Linked DNA regions of Homo sapiens: region 2 is linked to region 1. A link is an interaction called in ENCODE POLR2A ChIA-PET data of the cell type or tissue named here. Cell type or tissue: OCI-LY7. All regions are shown on one strand. Each heading gives the region's core, and the rest is flanking DNA. Links, peaks and the distances in the headings are about the cores only. Region 1 overlaps SLC2A7 (solute carrier family 2 member 7). Region 2 overlaps GPR157 (G protein-coupled receptor 157).

Region 1 (4,387 bases), core at 84-4,083:
TGGCGTCTATAAAATGGAAGTCAGACCATACGACCTCCAAGAGCACTTTTCCCTCCATCATTCAGTTACTCTAAGAGCTCAGATCCCAAAGAATGACTTCTTACCTCTCACTCTGGGCCAAGCCAACCGCAAGTTGAGTCTGTCTTCTGGCCCCATGCCAAGGACATTGGCACAAACAGCCCTTTGAAAGGCCACGTGTGCTATTCCACATCTGGTGGCTCCCACCTGGGCCATCTACCCTCCCACGATCACTGGTTAAACATCCATGAATCCCTGAGGCCAAGGCCACCTCTTCCCGACACGCCACTGGAGCAACTGGGTCACCCACCCAATCTCCAGTGTTTTAGCTTCTGTCAGATCTCCACCCTTCCCTCACACCATGGTTAGATACAGTTACAGCCAAAGAGCCACGGTCGCAGAAAGCGATGCCACAAACATCACAGACAAGTGGGCCCAAGATGGGCTCCTGACACAGGCTGGGCCTACCAACCCAGGCCTGGTGACCTGAGCTTGGACCCAGGAGACCTCAGCTCATCTCAGTCTAGCTGGTCTCTTGTATAGAAGGGAAAGGACTATTGGCAGGAGGCATTCCTTCTGGGGACTGGGAAACAGAGAAAAATGAAGCTGGCATGTGGGGAGAGGCAGAGCACGGAGGCAGAGAGGAGTGAGGTTTCTTCCTGACATCTGGCTCTGCCTGGACTGATCCTGGCCCCACTGCCAGGCCAGGCCTCTGTGGGTGGAACTGTGTGTTGCTATCCATGAAGCCTGGGTCTGCTTCATCTGTCTCCCTGCCTGGCCACCGTCCCACATACCGCATTGATGCCCGACAGCTGCTGGCCGGCCATGAGCACGATGATGGAGAGGAGCTGCCAGCGCAGGGACCGCAGGGCACAGAGGTGCAGCACAGACAGGTGGCCCTCGGCGCGCTCGGCCCGGGCCTCCGCACGCATGTCCTCCAGCTCGGCCTCCATGTCCGTGTGGCCTCTCAGCCTCCTCAGAGCTGCGGAAAGCAGAACCACCCGCTCAGAGGGCCGTCTCCCTGCAGGCTGGGCCCCAAGCCCCCATGCTGGCCCTGAGCTCACCATTCCCTGACCTGACCTTGGTTGTGCCCCAGTTGCCACCCCCCCACCCCGTTCAGCTCCCAGCTCTCACCCCTGACCCATGGCGACCCTGACTGTGGCCCTGACCGTGTCTCTGCCTGGCCCCCGGGGTGGGCAGGGCCTGGGAGAGTAGCCGGCGACTTCATACCTTGTCGCGCTGTGGCTTCATCTCCTTTCTGAATCAGGGAGTAGCGGGGGCTTTCGGGGAAGAAGGGCAGGGTCAGCAGCTGCAGCAGGGCGGGCACCCCTGTGAGCGCCAGAAGCACCGGCCAGCCTGCAAGGAGCCAAGGACTCAGGATCCCGGGGCCTGGGCACCCCCTGGCCCACCTACCACTGTGCTCGGAAGGTCACGCTCCTATGTGTGAACCAAGGACTGTGGGGACTTCATTCTCACCAGGGTACTCCTACAAATGGTTTCCACATTCAAAACGGAGGGAATCATGAGAGTTATACAAATTTACACGTCATTAATTATTTTGCAGGAAGAACACCGTTTCTCTAAAGAATAGGCAATGATTTAAACACTTGAACCCCGGAGAAAATGAGCTCAGTCTTGTTCCTACTTTTATAGCAGGAAAGGGGATAATCTCTGCCTCATTAGGGCCATGGTAGGGCAGGGCCTGGACCCTGCGCTGGGTCTGAGTGAGCTCCTTCTGGATGGCTTGGCCTAAGGAGGGGAACTGAGATTCCACTAAGAGAACAGGGTCTCCGTCTGCCTCCCACCCCTGCTGGTATGGTGGGAAGTGGACAAGTTCTTTTTTTTTTTTTTTTTTGAGACAGAGTCTAGCTCTATCAGCCAAGCCGAAGTGCAATGGTGCGATCATAGCCCACTGCAACCTCAATCTCCCAGGCTCATGTGATCCTCCCACCACAGCTTCCTGAGTGGCTGGAACTACACGCGTGCATTACCGCACCTGGCTCATTTTTTTTTTTTTAATTTTTAGTAGAGACAGAGTCTTGCTATGTTGCCCAGGCTGGTCGTGAACTCTTGGGCTCAAATGATCCTCCTGCCTTGGCCTCCCAAAATGCTGGGCATGAGCCACTGCACCCAGCTGACAAGTTCTTTAATGTCTCTGAGCCTCAGGCAAGAAGTGGCGAGGGCTGAATGAGGCACAGGTGCTAAGCGTCATGCACGGTGGATTCCCCAGCTGATGTCTCTCTAATTGACGATTTAATACTCAGCGGCTCTGGGAGTTTAGGAATCATTACTGTTAACGATCTTTCATGGAGCACCCTCCAGGTTCTGAGTCTCTGAACCTCTTCAGGGTACTGTGGGGACCACAAAGACATAAATCCACCCATTAAGGAATATGTGCAGAATTTGGGTCATTCAGAAATGTCTGTAAAAAACCCCGGCCGGGCATAGTGGCTCATGCCTGTAATCCCTTCACTTTGGGAGGCGGAGGCAGGAGGATTACTTGAGCCCAGGAGTTACAGATCAGCCTGGACAACATAGTGAGACCCTTGTCTCTATAACAAAAATAGAAAAAAAGAGCTGGGCATGGTGGTGTGTGCCTGTAGTCCCAGCAACTTGGGAAGCTGAAGTGGGAGGATCGCTTGAGCCTGGGAAGTCAAGGCTGCAGTGAGCTATGATCGCACCACTGCACTCCAGCCTGGGTGACAGAGTGAGACCAGGAAGGAAGGAAGGAAGGGAAGGAGGGAGGGAGGGAAGAAGAGAGAGAGGAAGGAAGGAAGGAAGGAAGGAAAGGAGAGAGGAAGGAAGGAAGGAAAACAAAAAGGAAAGAAGGGAAAGAGAAAAAGAGAGAAAAAGGAGAAACCCCACTGGGTTCCTGGGCTTTTATTGCTGGCCGCATTCATTCAGGCCCGCCTGGTGGTCCATCCTCTTATCCTCTTTCCCTCCACCCTCCACGAGTGTCTCTCACTTTCTCCTGTTGGGGCTTTAAAACAATACCCCAAAATGAAGGCCTCAGCAGCGCCCTCAGAAGCAAGTTTTTCTCTGACCTTCTCCTGTCCCCCTGTCTCAGTCCCACTCCCCCCGAGGCTAACCCTAGAAACTAGCATCCCTAGTCAGGATTCCTGGGCAGGTCATACAAACCGGATCCCCTTTCCCCAAAACCAGTTCCATAAAACCTAAAAATATTCTAGGTAAAAACTGGCCATACGGGTGGATCACCTGAGGTCAGGAGTTCGAGACCATCCTGGCCAACATGGAGAAATCCTATCTTTACTAAAAATACAAAATTAGCTGGGCGTGGTGGCGCTCGCTTGTAATCCCAGCTACTCAGGAGGCTGAGGCAGGAGAACTGCTTGAACCCGGGAAGCGGAAGTTGCAGTGAGCTGAGATCGCGCCATTGCACTCCAGCCTGGGTGACAGGGTGAGACCCTGCCTCAAAACAACAACAACAAAACAACAACAACAACAACAAAACTAGCCAGAAGGAAAATCTCTGACCAATGCTGTTGGCTGTAGGTCATAAAAGGCCCCCTATTCTGCAGAGGGTCCTGCCCCACACCCAGAAGGAAGGCTGTACAGAGGCCAAGAAGGACCTACACAGACAGGCCTCGCGGGGTCTCCCCACTCAGTCCATTTACGTCGGATCAGACCCTTTTTGTCCAATGCTATTTCTACTCGGCTGTCCGTACTCTGTTGAGCCTGGACTAAAACGGACAATTTCCCCTCTATCTCTGGCTCTTCACTCTGAAGGCTCTGCGAATCTGGTTAAATATGTTTGCATGCCTTTTCTATTAATCAATCGGCTTCGTGTCAGTGATTTTTCAGCAGACCTTCAGAGGGCCACACTCCTCTCTCCTAAATCTCCACCACGACCCCCACTCGCTCTCAGGCAATGGCCTTGCCTCCTAATTCACTGGGAAGATAGAGGCCGCCAGAAGAAAACAGCCACCCAGTGACAGAGACGGTGGCTGTGAACCTGCTTGCCCTGCATTGACTTCCCTCTGTACTGGACCATTCCTATGGCAGCCAAATTATGCTGACACTTTTCATGGCTTGAAAGAAACCTCTTCTCTCGACCTCACTTCCCCAACTTCTCTCCTTCCCTTTATAGCAGAACCCCTACCTGCCTCAGAGCCCGATTCCCATTCCTAAGCACGATTTGTCGCCATCACTCACCAAAACAGCCCCGACCACGTCACCCATCCCTTTGCCCACCACACTGCCCAACACCTGACCCTAAAATCATCTCTCGGGTCTCATCTGACTCGATCCGTCAGTAACACCTGGCACAGCCGAACGAGAGACTGGACCTAGCGTGACCTCTGCGGCTGCCGGTTACCTGCCGGGTTGCCCAAGATGGCCTGGAGGCTGA
Region 2 (4,387 bases), core at 235-4,234, 100 kb after region 1:
CAAGATTGTGCCACTGCACTTCAGCCTGGGTGACAGAGCGAGACTCCGTCTCAAAAAAAAAAAAAAAAAAAAAAGAATAAAAGAATATGGGCCTGATCAACAGGGAGGGGTTGTTTGAACACACAGAAGGAGCAGCTGTGTGAGGGCCAGAAGCTGCCAGAGGGTGGTATTTGAGAGAGAGGAGGTAAGAGGTAGAATCAGGGAGCCGGTGGAAATGGAGAGGGTGGAATGGTCCACTGATCCTGCAAAGCGGGCTGAGCCAGACTGACTCATGTACAGGCATGGACAGTGGTGTGTTGGGAACATTTCACAACTGGCTCTCCAGAAAAACATAGACGTGTGCATGTGTGCATGTATGCATGTTTACACACACACACATATAAATGTATAAATTTCACCTGCAGGATGTGAAGCATACAATTTATAAATAATAATAAAGTATACAATAATAATACTCCTTCTTTATTGTCCATTTCATGCAGCCAATTGATTCTCACAGAATGCTTTTGTTGATTTCAGCCAAACCCTGGATTTTGCCAACCTGTGGATGCAATCAGCAAATGAGAGCGCTCCGTGGCATGAAGTTAATTGATGCTTTCATTTCCCTTAACGGGATGAAAATGAAGTAAGGAAGACATAGAAAACAAGACATATGTTGGTTGCTCATGTCACTGGTTGGTGACATGAGCAACTTCTTTGCTGAATCAGGTACGAGTTTTCTTCCCCCCACACTGGGAGACTGTTTCCTCAATTTGTTTCTGCTCCATGATCCTGTCTCTTCTCCTTACCTCTTTTTTACATACTGGGTTTTCTGCCTGCCCCAACACAGCTGCCATCTCTTCTTAAGCTCAGAGATAAGTAACACTTAAGTTTAATCTATACCTTTAATGTCTTCTCCATTACTTTCTTAAGTCTAGATCAGGGGTCCAGCAAACTGTGGCTCTCAGGCCAAATCTGGCCCACAGTTTTTTTTTTTTTTTAGATAAAGTTTTATTGCAACACAGGCACACCTAGTCATTTACAGATTGTCTACCGCTGCTTTCAGGCAGAGTTGAGCAGTTACAACTGAGACTGCCTGGTCCACAAAGCTGAAAACACTTACTTTACAGGAAAACTTTGCTGATCTCTGCTCTACACAATCAACAAAGCAATAAATCAAGCCTTGATTTGTAGTCTTTGCCAACTTCCATGTGTAAATACTTCCACCATGGCCAATTTCCAGCCACCAACACATGTGGCTGGGAACAGATGCACATAGCACACCATTATATATATATTATATTATATATATATATAATATAATTATATATATTATATATATAATATAATTATATATATAATTATATATATATTACATATAATATAATTATATATATAATTATATATATATTATATATAATATAATTATATATAAATTATATATAAATTATATATATTATATTATATATAATATATATAAATTATATATAATTTATATATAATTATATATAAATTATATATATATATATTTTTTCACCACAGAGATATGATAGACACAACAACCTCAAGCATGTAAAGAGCAAAATAGCTATGACACGATGAGCTTTGAGTATTTATGGCTTTTTTTTTTTATTTTATTATTCCCAGCACTTTGAGAGGCCGAGGCGGGCGGATCATGAGGTCAGGAGTTTGAGACCAGCCTGACCAACATGGTGAAACCCCGTCTCTACTAAAAATACAAAAAAATTATCTGGGCATAGTGGCACGTGCCTGTAATCCCAGCTACTCAGGAGGCTAAGGCAGGAGAATTGATTGTTGATTGAACCGGGGAGGTGGCAGTGAGCCAAGATCGTGCCACTGCACTCCAGCCTGGGTGACAGAGGAAAAAAAAAAAAAAAGCATTATTATTTTAGAGACAGGGTCTTGCTCTGTTGCCCAGACTGGAGTGCAGTGGCATAGTCATGGCTCACTGCAGCCTCCAAATCTCGGACTCAAGTAATCCTCTCACCTCAACCTCCTGAGTAGGGGGTACTACAGACACATGCTACCATGCCCGGCTTATTTTTTGCTTTTTGTAGAGACAAAGGCTTGCTTTATTGCCCAGGCTGGTCTTGAACTCCTGGCTTCAAGTTATCTTCTCGCCCTGGCCTCTCAAAGTGCTGGGATTACAGACAAGAGCCGCCATGCCCAGTCTATTATTTTTCAAAATGGGATCTCACTATGTTTTCTCAAGTGATCCTCCCGTCTCAGCCTCCCAAGGAGCTAGGACTACAGGCAGGAGCCCCATGCCCAGCTCTGTTTTTAATATAATCTAGTTTTTAATACTGGTCGTATCTAACAATCAGCTCACAAAATTCCCTAAAATGGAACAATCGGGTCTCTCAAGCTGGCTCCAGGACACTAGCAGACATAGGATAAAAACGATAAGGAGATGACAGTGCCCCAGGTTCCTGACTACAGGGTAAGGAGAAAGTTGGTGTATCTGGAACTCTCAGAAGGATAAACAGGGCAGTTCTCCAGCCAGGGGGCCACCCTGAGCTGCAGGTAGTCTAAATCTGATAGGTGCTCCACAAACACATGTGTGGCATAAATCCTGCTTTCTAGAAATGCGTATTGCAGTTCTGACATGTAGCTGGGCACGGTGGCTCACGCCTGTAATCCCAGCACTTTGGGAGGCCGAGGTGGGCAGATCACCTGAAGTCAGAAGTTTGAGACCAGCCTCGCCAACATGGCGAAACCCCATCTCTACTAAAAATACAAAAAAATTAGCCGGACGTGGTGGTGGGCACCTGTAATCCCAGCTACTGGGGAGGCTGAGGCAGGAGAATCACTTGAACCCGGGAGGTGGAGGTTGCAGTAAACTGAGATCGCGCCACTGTACTCCAGCCTGGGCGACAGAGTGGGACTCCGTCTCAAAAAAAAGCAAAACAAACAAACAAACAAAAAACACAAAAAAACAAAAAAAACCCCCACAGTTCTGACATGTAACACCTAACAGTTTTTCCCCCCTTCATACGGGAAGCCACCACCCCAAAAAAATAAAGCCAGAACAAGTAACACAGGGCTTAATAACTGCACATATGAAAAAGACCAAGGGATTTGGTTGATTACAACCTAGAAATTCATGTGGTTGGAGGGGTCATCCTGCTGCTCAGATGTGGGTGGCTCAGAACAGCCAATGGCTGGTGCTGTCTGCCTGTGAGTGGACATCTGCAGCTCACATTCTAAACCTGAGACTGACAAGCTGGCGCCAGTGCCAGGTCACCTGAGGAGCATGTAAAGAGACGCTGGGCCTTGAGCTATCCTCAAATGGTTAAAAAGTCTTGAAGAGGACCTGGTGGTGGAGAAGTGGTTAGATGCCGGAGGAATGGGCGGGGTCCTGCCCAGTCCTAAATCTGGGGGCTGAATAGGCAGCTTCCACTGAGAGAAGGTGAGTGCTCATGTTCAGGGGGTGCCATGACAGGTGCTGGGTGGGGGTGCAAGGTGGGGATGTGGGTTAGAGCAGGTGACCCATAAGGCCCCTCCTGTCTAAACCTGTGACTCTGAGGCTGGGAGGAGGCCAAGCTGAGCCTGCCTGGACGGAGGAAGCCCGGGACAGCCACCTCGTGTGTAACTCTGATTGGCAGGGGCACCACAAGCTTCTCCCAGAGGTACCTGGGCCCCAGTTCCAACTTGTATTTGCCTAGAAATGAAAGCCAGACTCCAAGTCGGCTTCCTTCCCACTCAGAGGCCGTTAAGGGTTCAATTGTGTCCCCTACAAATTTCATCTGTTGAAGTCCTAATCCCCAGAACCTCAGAATGTGAGTGTATTTGAGAGATAGGGTCTTTCAAGAGGTGATTAAGTTAAAATGCAGTCATCAGAGTGGAACCTAACCTAACAACCTCTGTGGTCATAACTTAAGAGGAAAGGCTGGGCATGGTGGCTCACACCTGTAATCCCAGCACTCTGGGAGGCCAAAGGATCACTTGAACCCAGGAGAGTTTGAGACCAGCCTGGGCAACAAAGTGAGACCCTGTCTCTACAAAAAAATACATAAATTAGCCAGGCGTGGTGGCACACACCTGAAGTCCCAGCTACCCAGGAGGCTGAGGCGGGAGAACCGCTTGAACCCAGGAGGTTGAGGCTGCAGTGAGCCGTGACTGTGCCACTGCACTCTAGCCTGGGTGAGAGTGAGACCCTGCCTTTTTTTTTTTTTTTTTTTGAGATGGAATCTCACTGTGTCTCCCAGGCTGGAGTGCACTGGCGTGATCTTGGCTCATGGCAAACCTCCGCCTCCCAGGTTCAAGCGATTCTTCTGCCTCAGCCTCCCAAATAGCTGGGATCACAGGCATCCACCATTACACCCAGCTAATTTTTGTATTTTTAGTAGAGACGGGGTTTCACCATGTTGGCCAGACTGGTCTTGAA

Evidence for each region. ChIA-PET counts read pairs that join two places held together with the same protein. Peaks named below come from ENCODE experiments on the same cell type or tissue, not always from the same donor. Only the 100,000 strongest peaks of a DNase experiment are listed, where the experiment ranks them.
Region 2: POLR2A ChIA-PET joins it to region 1 with 7 read pairs; 12 of 35 experiments call an interaction of 5 or more read pairs at or near these places.

The regions. Positions count from the first base shown.
Region 1 is chr1:9,013,869-9,018,255 of GRCh38, forward strand. SLC2A7 (solute carrier family 2 member 7) reads right to left here. Exons shown (of 12, transcript NM_207420.3): 5 at 4,355-4,387; 6 at 1,249-1,374; 7 at 813-1,000. Among named protein-coding and RNA genes, the nearest start is that of SLC2A7, 10 kb to the right of the region's middle. In OCI-LY7, for the core only: no CTCF peak of the experiment used is centred there; a DNase peak (open chromatin) is centred at 2,203; H3K27ac peaks cover 887 bases.
Region 2 is chr1:9,114,869-9,119,255 of GRCh38, forward strand. All of the region lies in intron 1 of GPR157 (G protein-coupled receptor 157), which reads right to left. Among named protein-coding and RNA genes, the nearest start is that of GPR157, 12 kb to the right of the region's middle. RefSeq lists a silencer at 768-968. In OCI-LY7, for the core only: no CTCF peak of the experiment used is centred there; no DNase peak of the experiment used is centred there.